2 separate regions of the Homo sapiens genome follow, and region 2 is linked to region 1. The links are chromatin contacts, found by Hi-C or POLR2A ChIA-PET in ENCODE. All regions are on one chromosome and are shown on one strand. Each heading gives the region's core, a stretch centred on a gene start or an enhancer-like site at or near the end of the contact. The rest is flanking DNA. Distances are from core to core; before and after follow the strand shown.

Region 1 (4,593 bases), core at 962-3,461:
AAAGGTTCAAAGCAATATGCACAAAAGTTACCTCACAGAAAATAGTGCAAGTCCTTGATACAATGCTCTTTAGACACAGAAGAAGCACTATAGAATAGAGCACCTCGCCCTATTGCCTTCCCAAGGGCGAGCACCCCCTCCTCTCTCCACAGCTCCTTCTTTGTTTTTTTGAGATGGAGTCTCGCTCTGTCACCCAGGCTGGAGTGCAATGGCAAAATCTTGGCTCACTGCAACCTCCGCCTCCCGGGTTGAAGTGATTCTCCTGCCTCAGCCTCCCGAGTAGCTGGGACTACAGGCACCCAACACGCCTAGCTAATTTTTGCATTTTTGGTAGAGACGGGGTTTCATCATGTTGGCCAGGCTGGTCTCGAACTCCTGACCTCCAGTGATCCTCCCACCTTGACCTCCCATAGTGCTGGGATTATAGGTGTGAGCCACTACACCTGGCCTCTCCACAGCCCCTTCTGTGTTGAAGCCAAGACCCACCCAGCTTTGATCCCAAGGCTTGGGTTCCCCACTAGTGTGAAGTGAGTTTCCAAATTATTAGGTAAATCAGATATGAGAAAATATTTTATTTTACTTTTTTTTTTTTGAGACGCAATCTTGCTCCGTCACCCAGGCTGGAGTGCAATGGCACCATCTCCACTCACTGCAACCTCTGCCTTCTGGGTTCAAGCAATTCTCCTGCCTCAGCCTCCCAACTAGCTGGGATTACAAGTGCACACCACCACGCCCGGCTAACTTTTGTATTTTTAGTAGAGACAGGGTTTCACCGTGTTAGCCAGGCTGCTCTCAAACTCCTGACCTCATGATCCGCCCACGTCGGGCTCCCAAAGTGGTGGGATTACAGGTGTGAGCCATCACACCTGGCCCAAGAAAATATTTTTAAACTAGTATTCTTGACCGGCACGGTCAACACTGATGTAATTGAAACTGTTGTATTTGAAGTGTTAGCAAAGAAAGAGAATTCTGGTTCAACAGAAAAGTCAGTCACGACTTTTCAGTCACGCATGAATTACACAGTAACCAAATAGATAACATGCCATGACTGACGACGGGCCCACAACAAATCAGCTCCGACCAACAGGGTCCACACCACCATGGGTCTACACAGATCCAGGTCCCGCCTGTGAGCCTACAGTGACGCGGGCCCCTGTGGGGTGGTCCCTGCAGGTCAGGTCCCTGAGAGTGGGTCCCAGTGGGGTGATCCCTGCGGGTCGCGTCCCTGCGAGTTGGGTGCCTGCCGGGTGGCCCCTGCGGGTCGGGTGCCTGCGGGGTGGTCCCTATGGGTCGCGTCCCTGCGGGTCGGGTGCCTGCGGGGTGGCCCCTGGGAATCGCGTCCCTGCGGGTCGGGTGCCTGCGGGGTGGCCCCTGGGGATCGCGTCCCTGCGGGTCGGGTGCCTGCGGGGTGGCCCCTGGGGATCGCGTCCCTGCGGGTCGGGTGCCTGCGGGGTGGTCCTTGTGGGTCGCGTCCCTGTGGGGTGGTCCCTGTGGGTCGCGTCCCTGTGGGGTGGCCCCTGCGGGTCGCGTGGTGGCCCCTGCGGGTCGGGTGCCTGCGGGGTGGTCCCTGTGGGTCGCGTCCCTGCGGGTCGGGTGCCTGCGGGGTGGTCCCTGCGGGTCGCACCCCTGCGGCGTGGTCCCCCCGGGATGGGTCCACCGAGGAGGCCGCTGGAGGCCGAGCCCGCGCCCGCCCGCGGCGCCAAGATGGAGGCAGGAAGCGCCGCCGCCCGCGCCCGCCACCGCCCGCGCCGCCCGCCTGACGCCGCCGTTGCGCCTGACGCCGCCGCCCGCGCGGCCGCCCCTCCCCCGGCCCTCCCCTCCCCCCGCCGTAACGTCCTGACGCTCCGCAGGGACCCCTGACTGGACGGCGGCGCGTGAGCGGAGCGAGAGGCCTCGCCGCGGGGGGGCCGCGGGCTCGCCGGCGCCGCTTACCTGGGGCCGCGCCGGGCCTGCTTAGGCACCCGGCGGGGGCGGCGGCGTCGGGAGCTGCGGCGGCGGCGGGCGGCGGCGGCGGCCGCGGGCTTCGCTCCTTGTTGGGGATTCGGCGGCGGCGGCGGCGCGGGCGCGCGCTTCCTAGTGACGCAGGCGGCGGGGCCGCGCACGCACGGGGCTGGGAGGGCCGGACACTTATTTGGCGCTCGCGGAGGAGGAAGGCGGGGCCGTGAAATAAGGCCCGACGGGCCCCGGGGCGCGTGCGCGGACCGACACTGTCAGCTCCTAACGCCGCAGGTTCCTCCTGGTCCCCGAGGCCCCCGGTCGGGCGTTGCCTGCCCCGCGCGGGCGGCCGGGCCGAGGGACGATGGTCAGTGGACGGACGGCGCCAGGGAGCAGTGCCCACGCGCGGCAGGGCGGTACCTTCAGGCCTCCAGGTACGGGCGCTCCTCGCCCGGACGCTGCTGTGTGTGAATGGGCGCGAGGGGACTCCCCTGCGGGGCGGACGCCTGAACACGAGGCTGTGGAGGAGGACGCTGTAGGGTGCGCGGACTCACGCGGAACATGCCAGAGGCTCAGCCAGCCACGGCGCTCCCAGCGTGGAGGGCGAGGGGCATCCGGGAGCGGCCGGGAGGGCTCGGTCACCCCTCAAGCTGTCACCCCAGTCCCACAACCAGCACCCCGATCCTATCGCAGTCCCACAGCCGACACCCCGATCCCACCCCTGCCCAACAGCCGGCACCCACCCCAATCCCATAGCTAACACCCCGGTCCCACCGCTGTCCCACGGCCGGCACCCCGATCCCACCCCAGTCCCGCAGCTGGCACCCCGATCCCACCCCAGCCCAACAGCTGGCACCCACCCCGATCCCACCGCTGTCCCACAGCCGGCACCCCGATCCCACCCCAGTCCCGCAGCCGGCACCCCGATCCCACAGCCGGCACTCACCCCGATCGCATAGCATAGCTGATACCCCGATCCCACCCCAGTCCCATAGCCAGCACCCCGATCCCACCCCAGTCCCATAGCCAGCACCTCGATCCCATAGATGACACCCCGATCCCGCCCCAGTCCTATAGCCCGCACCCCGATCCCACCCGAGTCCCGCAGCCGGCACCCCATCCCACCCATGTCCCACAGTCGGCACCCCGATCCCACTCGGATCCGGCAGCCAGCTTGGATCCTGTGGCCCTCCTCCAGCCCCCAGGGCTCATTTATATGTTTTATTGGCAGAGGCTGGGGCTGGCTCTGTTGGCCTCTGTGCTGGGTTTCTTCCTCTGCACCGCAGGACTGGCTCTCCTGACCTCTCCAGGTGTCATCGAACACCCTTGTGCTTGCTGTCACCCGCTGCCTGTCTGCAGGATCCCGGATTCCGTATCAGGGGACCGAAATTAGTCGGAAAATAGGAAGCAGGTGCTCGCTTGGATGGAACCCTGACCCTGTGCTCACACTTGTAGGAGGAGGGCTCTGCAGGCCGCCTCCCGGAACGGGAGGTTCCCAAGCCACTGCACTTCGGAGGGGCTGTAATTAGAGTTGCACATTCATTCAGTTCCCAGTAAAGTAGAACGTGCTCCAGCCAGTGAGGAAAAGGTGTTTTTAAAAATTAGATTGGCCGAGTGCGGTGGCTCATGCCTTTTACCTCAACACTTTGGGAGACAAAGGTGGGAGGATCACCTGTGGCCAGGAGTTCAAGACCAGCCTGGGCAACAGAGCCTGTCTCTGGGGAAGAATAAAAAAAAAAATTGAGCCTTTGTCAGTGCTACTATTTTATTATCTGGTAAATATGAGAGGGTTCACGCGGTCTATGTGTGTCATTTATCTGAGTTTGCCTATCGTCACGTTTTGGAAATAAATGTCAATAAAGTCGAAGAGGAGTGCTGAGGGGGGCCTGGGGATGGGAGGGTGGCTACATCATGCCTGTGTGTTGCGCAAGCCCACCGAGGTCGGCCTGGGGTGAGCCCTGGGGCCTGTTCTGCCTCCTTCACTCTGGGGCTCCAAGAGACAAACTGGGCAACAAGAGAGAAACTCCATCTAAAAAAAAAGAAAAATCACCTCCAAGATAACTTAGCTTTCTTCTGCTGGCATAACAAATTATCTCAAACTTAGTCGCTTAAAAATGCAAATTTAGGCTGAGTGCGGAGGCTCACGCCCATAATCCTAGCACTTTGGGAGGCCAAGGCAGGATTGCTTGAGGCCAGGAGTTCGAGACCAACATGGCCAGAACTGTCTCTTTTTAAAAAATGCAAATGTGTCCGGCACGGTGGCTCACGCCTATAATCCCAGCACTTTGTGAGGCCAAGGCGGGCAGATCACGAGGTCAGGAGATAGAGACCATCCTGGCTAACACTGTGAAACCCCCTCTCTACTAAAAATACAAAAAATTAGCCTGGCGTGGTGGCAGGCGCCTGTAGTCCCAGCTACTCGGGAGGCTGAGGCAGGAGAATGGCGTGAACCCAGGAAGCGGAGCTTGCAGTGAGCCGAGATGGCGCCACTGCACTCCAGCCTAGGCAACAGAGCAAGACTCCGTCTCAAAAAATAAATAAATAAAACTGCAAATGTATTCTCTAACTGTTCTGTAGGTCGGAAGTCCAGCCCAGCCTCACTCCGCCAAAATCAGGGTGTCTGCAGGGCCGATTGCTTTTGGAGCTCCAGGGGAGAAG
Region 2 (4,688 bases), core at 1,012-3,511, 980 kb before region 1:
GGAGGGAGGCCTTTGGAAGAGGCAGGTCCTTTGAATTTGGTCTGGGGTCAAGGCTGCCTGCAGCTCCCTCCCCAGCTCCGTAGTGGGGGCTGTATCCATGCATCAGAAGAAGCTGCTGCCTTTTCCGGGGGAAGCTGAGGGTGTGGATCGGAAGAAGCCGCTGCCTTTTCCAGGGGAAGCTGAGGGTGTGGCTCTGGGATGAGGATGAGGCTCCATCCTTCACTGTTACAGGGACCAGCTTGGGAAGCTGACGCACCTTTTTGTCAAAACCAATTCCAAGTGGAAAGAAACTATAGGCAGGTGTGCATGTGTACACACACCTACACAGACGTGCACACACAGGATGCCAGAAAGAAGAATCAAAAGGACAGGCCTCCCTTCTTCCCCAAGCCCAGCTGCAATGTCCTGTTCCCCTTGGTGGGGCCAGTCCAGGGGCTAGGCAGCCTCTACGTGGGGCTGCCATGAGGCCCTTCCAGCCCCTGAAACTCCCCTGCCCCACCCCACACCAGCTTATCCATAATGGGCCTGAGACCAGAAAACCAAAGGTGTGGGCTGCCGAGCTGCCCGCCTTAACGCGGACCAGACATCATTACTCCAGTCTCCATTAGCAGTGAACGCAGAGGTGACGTTCACCTTCTCACTGAGCCATGAGTGCATCTGCCTTGGCCATCTCGGAAGCTAGCAGATCGCAGAAGGAAAGCAACATGTGAGTGGCGCGGGTGGTCCTCATGGGCCCCAGCAGCATTTGTCATTGATGGAACTGATGACCGAGACCAGGATGGGGGCGCTGGCTGCCTCCACCAAGCATGCGTCTGGCTGTCCACATTGCTGGACTCGGCTGCTGCGGCTAAGATGCTTTCATGTCCCACGTTGGGCTGGTTTTCGTGGCAAACGTTAGCCCTGAAATGTAAGTCCTGCACCGCACGTTCAGCAAGGACTCCCTCAGGTCCGGGCCAAGCCTTGACATACATGCTGGGCACCCACTTCTCCAGGCAGAGTTCTCATCCCTCTGGCTCACCAGCTCAGAACGGCACGCTCAGTAAATGCCAGTGCTTAGGACGTATCCATGTGAGGTCTTGGTACAATCCTGGAAACTTCCTTTGGGAAATGCATGAATGTGGGACCCTCCTCATCGCCCTGAGAGTCCAGAGTGTTGCCTGCCCAGCGTCACTCCACAACCCATCTGTCCCCTGGATGGCAGGAGCCAGGCCAGACGCCCCATCATAGCCAGCTTTTATGTTTGCTCCTGTTGTCCTTTAGCCCTGAGTCATGGAAGGCCCACCCTCCCCTTTCCAATCTAGACACCGCTGTTTTAATGGGGAAACGGCCTCCCAGAGAAGATTTCCAGCTTCAGAAGAGAACCCGGAGCTGAAACTCTTGGGCATGATGAAGATGGAATGGGTACTGTCACACACATGCTGCTTGCGTGAGATTCAGATAAGGGAGGCTGGCCCGAAGCCAGGTCGCTGCTGGATCTCAGAAAGACGTCAGAACGAGGCCCCAACGGAAGCCCCTGGAGGTGCACAGCTGGTGAGCTGAGTGGTGCCATGTAATTCTCATCGTCTGCGGCCGTCTGATGGGCATCTGTCGGAAGCCACATGGCTGATATTTAAAAGAGGATTTTAAATTTGCTGATTTAAATGTGCATAATAGGTAACTTTCGGCTGAGCTTTACATATTTATGTCAGAGCTTTTAATTCAGGTAAAACAGCCTTCAGCTTGGAGCTGTTTGGACACCTACAACTACCTGTTCTTTCTCAGTTGTGGCTTTCATTTTCAAGAAGGAAGTCCTTCTGTTTCTCTGTGGCCATTGCTGGTCACGAAACTTAGCAATCTGGCTTCCTCTCAAAGCTATGCAGACGGGATCCTCCCCCTTCCCCCTTACCTGCTTTGGCCCCAGCGTCTGGTCCTGAGGCCAGGGCTGAACAAACTGCCTGTATGAGGCAAGCCCAGTGCCCGGGCGTTGAGCGGGTGTTTCACGGCAGCCAGCGTCTTGGTTCGCAATGGTTTACGTGGGCTTGCCCACCATTGAGCATCCCAGGGACCCCATCAGATCCTTTGCAGAAGTGCTGCCGAATCCGACCCACTCCCCCTGCCCCCGCCTCCCCCACCCTGCCCCGCCCCACACCCCCCACCCCCGCTCGGCCCCCCTCCCCGTGCCAGCACGTGCAGCTAGGCGGAACCTCTGAGCACTCTCCCGCCTGCGTCAGGCTGTTCCTTGGCCCTGTTGAGGCTCCTTCCCTTCATGTTCTGGCCCAGCCCGGAAATGAGGTCAAGTTTCTGCTATTTATGTGTGTGCGTGTGCACGTGTTTGTGTGTGTGGGTGGACCTTGACCTCCAGGCAGTCCTCAGGGTAGTTCTTGGCTCTGTGTTCCTGCACTAAGAAAAACAATGCGAGGGAAACACACCCACAGGCTGCCTGGGGAGTCTGCGTGGCTCTGAGCCTGGCCTGTCCTCCTCCGGGCCTCTGAGGTTGCTTTCTGTTTCGGCGGCCGGCGGCCGGTGGAGCCCTTGCGCCTCCTCGTCAGTCCCGCCCCGGGGCTCTTGCTCCTCCGGCTTTTCCGCTGACTCCTGGCATTCGAGTTCTTGTGTTACACATGCTCCTGGGACGTCATCCTTGTGACAGCTCGCTTCAGTAGAAAGCCTGTGGCTCGTGGGTGGCCGTGGGTGGCTCTCTGCCCCTTGGGGAGGCGTGGAGCATTGCTCTTACAATATGAATGTCTCTCCTTCCACGCACACTCCCTTTCTGACGCAGCAGGTCCCAAACCAGCCTGGCCTGCCAGCTCGTGGATAGGTGTTGGCATTGTAAATAAACCCCCGGGTGTGGCCGCGGGCACCCAGGGAGCAGGCCCCAGGCATGAATGCTGTGGAATCTCTGCTGTCCGAGGCCTCCAAATACGGCCTCAAACAGCCTCCCGGCAGTGTCCAAGGTCAACAGCGGCTGCACGTGAGTGCCACACGAGCGTGCACGGCTCTTTCAGTAGGTGTCAGAAGGCAGCTGTGACGCAGACGCTTGGCTCTGGGGCCAGACTGCGGGGGCTGCATCCTCATTGCCACCGGCGGGCTGTGTGGCCTCGAGCAAATGACTGACCCCCCTGGGCCTTCTTCCCCTACTGTGAGGCCTGGGACGGTGCCTGGTACACAGCTGGTGCTCAGTGTGCACAGCGGGTGTTAGCACCCTGCCACCCAGCGGGATTCTTCACAGCAGCTGCCCGCCTTCGTCCCAAGGAGCCTGGGGCTGAGGCATCCATTCGCTGAGAGGGCGAGACCTCCGATTCCACAGAGGAGCCCTGTGGGGACCGCGCCTCGGCAGAGGACGTGGCGGGAGGACCCAGAGCCCAGCTTTGGGGGCTCAATCCTGAGATCCCTGTGGCCTTGGGGAAGGGGTGCTGGTACCGCCAGATCTCTCCAGACGTAAAACAAGCCTTGCCTGGACCTGGGGGAGATCCCATGGCCTGCTCCCGGCCTGACCATGCTGGGCCCGGTTTATCTGCCTTCACAGATGAAGTTGCCCCTTTATTAAAAAACAAAACAAAACAAAAAAAGCCAGCAATTTGTCATCCCCAAATGCTGTAGTGTCTGTCAGCATAGGCCTGTCCCGGGGCTGGTTCTCACTGAGGCCCCTGTGTCCCCTCGCAGCCCCATGGCGGATCACCGGCTGCGCCTCCGCTCCCACCCGCCACGCTGACCTTAGAGTTAGTGTGTCTGTTAAGCTCTAACTCTGCCTCAACCCCAAGGTCATCTCTCTGGGCCCTCCTCAGGCCTCTGTCATCTCCCAAATTCGGGGGCATATGTGACACCTGTTTGCCTCCGTGGGGGCTGCTGTAAGAAATGACCACACACCAAAGGGCTTAAAAAATAGTTTATTCCCAGCCAAACACTGCATGTTCTCACTCATAGGTGGAAATTGAACAATGAGAACGCTTGGACACAGGGCAGGGAACATCACACCCCGGGGCCTGCCATGGGGTGGGGGGAGGGGGGAGGGATAGCATTAGGAGATAAACCTAATGTAAATGATGAGTTAATGGGTGCAGCACACCAACATGGCACATGTATACATATGTAACAAACCTGCATGTTGTGCACATGTACCCTAGAACTTAAAGTATAATAATAAAAAAAAATAGTTTATTCCCACCAGCTCCGGAGGCCAGGAACCCAAAGTCCACACAGGCTGTGCTCCCCCTGGGGCTCTGAGGAGGGTCCTTCCTGCCCCCAGTGGCTCCCGGGGCTCCAGGTGGTCCTGAGAGCGCCACGCCCGTCTCTGTCTCTGTCTGCAGGTGGCCTTCTCTGTGTCATCTTCTCCTCTAAAAATGCACCTGTCACCGGGTTTAGGGCCCACCCTAATCCAGGATGATCTCTTCTCAGATCACTTGTCACATCTGCAAAGACGCTTTTTCCAAATAAGGTCATGCGCTCAGGTCCCAGGTGAACGTGACTGCCCGGGGAACACGGGGGGCACCGGTCCGCCCACCCCAGCCCCAGCGCAGGCCCAGTGAGCAGACTCTGTGAGGAGCTGCCAGGAGGATCCTGGGGTATCACCCAGCCCAGGTCCCCACGGGACTGCCTGCTGTCCCTGCATCTCCGTGCATCTCTGCGCGTCGCCGGCTGTGGCTGGAAGGAGACCCCAAGGCCGGATACTTAGGGCTTCGGACTCTGCAGAGCCCTGAGCATGGCTGATGTGG

What was found. Hi-C counts contacts between places; a loop is a spot of excess contacts on that map. ChIA-PET counts read pairs that join two places held with the same protein, here RNA polymerase II (POLR2A). Pooled maps may share reads with other maps.
Region 2: a loop to region 1 is called in a map with no recorded cell type, with 11 times the contacts of the local background. The contact joins the promoter of SLCO4A1-AS2 here to the promoter of MHENCR in region 1. A Hi-C loop is called at or near these places in 1 of 37 single-sample maps with no recorded cell type and 2 of 50 pooled maps. POLR2A ChIA-PET finds 5 or more read pairs at or near these places in 2 of 52 experiments (CD8-positive, alpha-beta memory T cell and H1).

What each region holds. Positions count from the first base shown.
Region 1 is chr20:63,625,024-63,629,616 of GRCh38, forward strand. MHENCR (melanoma highly expressed competing endogenous lncRNA for miR-425 and miR-489) reads left to right here and starts at 2,212. Exons shown (of 2, transcript NR_132417.1): 1 at 2,212-2,369; 2 at 3,167-3,801. It overlaps GMEB2 (glucocorticoid modulatory element binding protein 2), which reads right to left and starts at 2,078. Exons shown (of 10, transcript NM_012384.5): 1 at 1,933-2,078. RefSeq lists silencers at 1,440-1,979, 2,070-2,519.
Region 2 is chr20:62,649,925-62,654,612 of GRCh38, forward strand. SLCO4A1-AS2 (SLCO4A1 antisense RNA 2) reads right to left here and starts at 2,262. Exons shown (of 2, transcript NR_183965.1): 1 at 1,886-2,262; 2 at 1-1,584. All of the region lies in intron 1 of SLCO4A1 (solute carrier organic anion transporter family member 4A1), which reads left to right. RefSeq lists enhancers at 1,374-1,673, 1,684-1,773, 2,554-2,743 and silencers at 1,954-2,133, 2,244-2,373.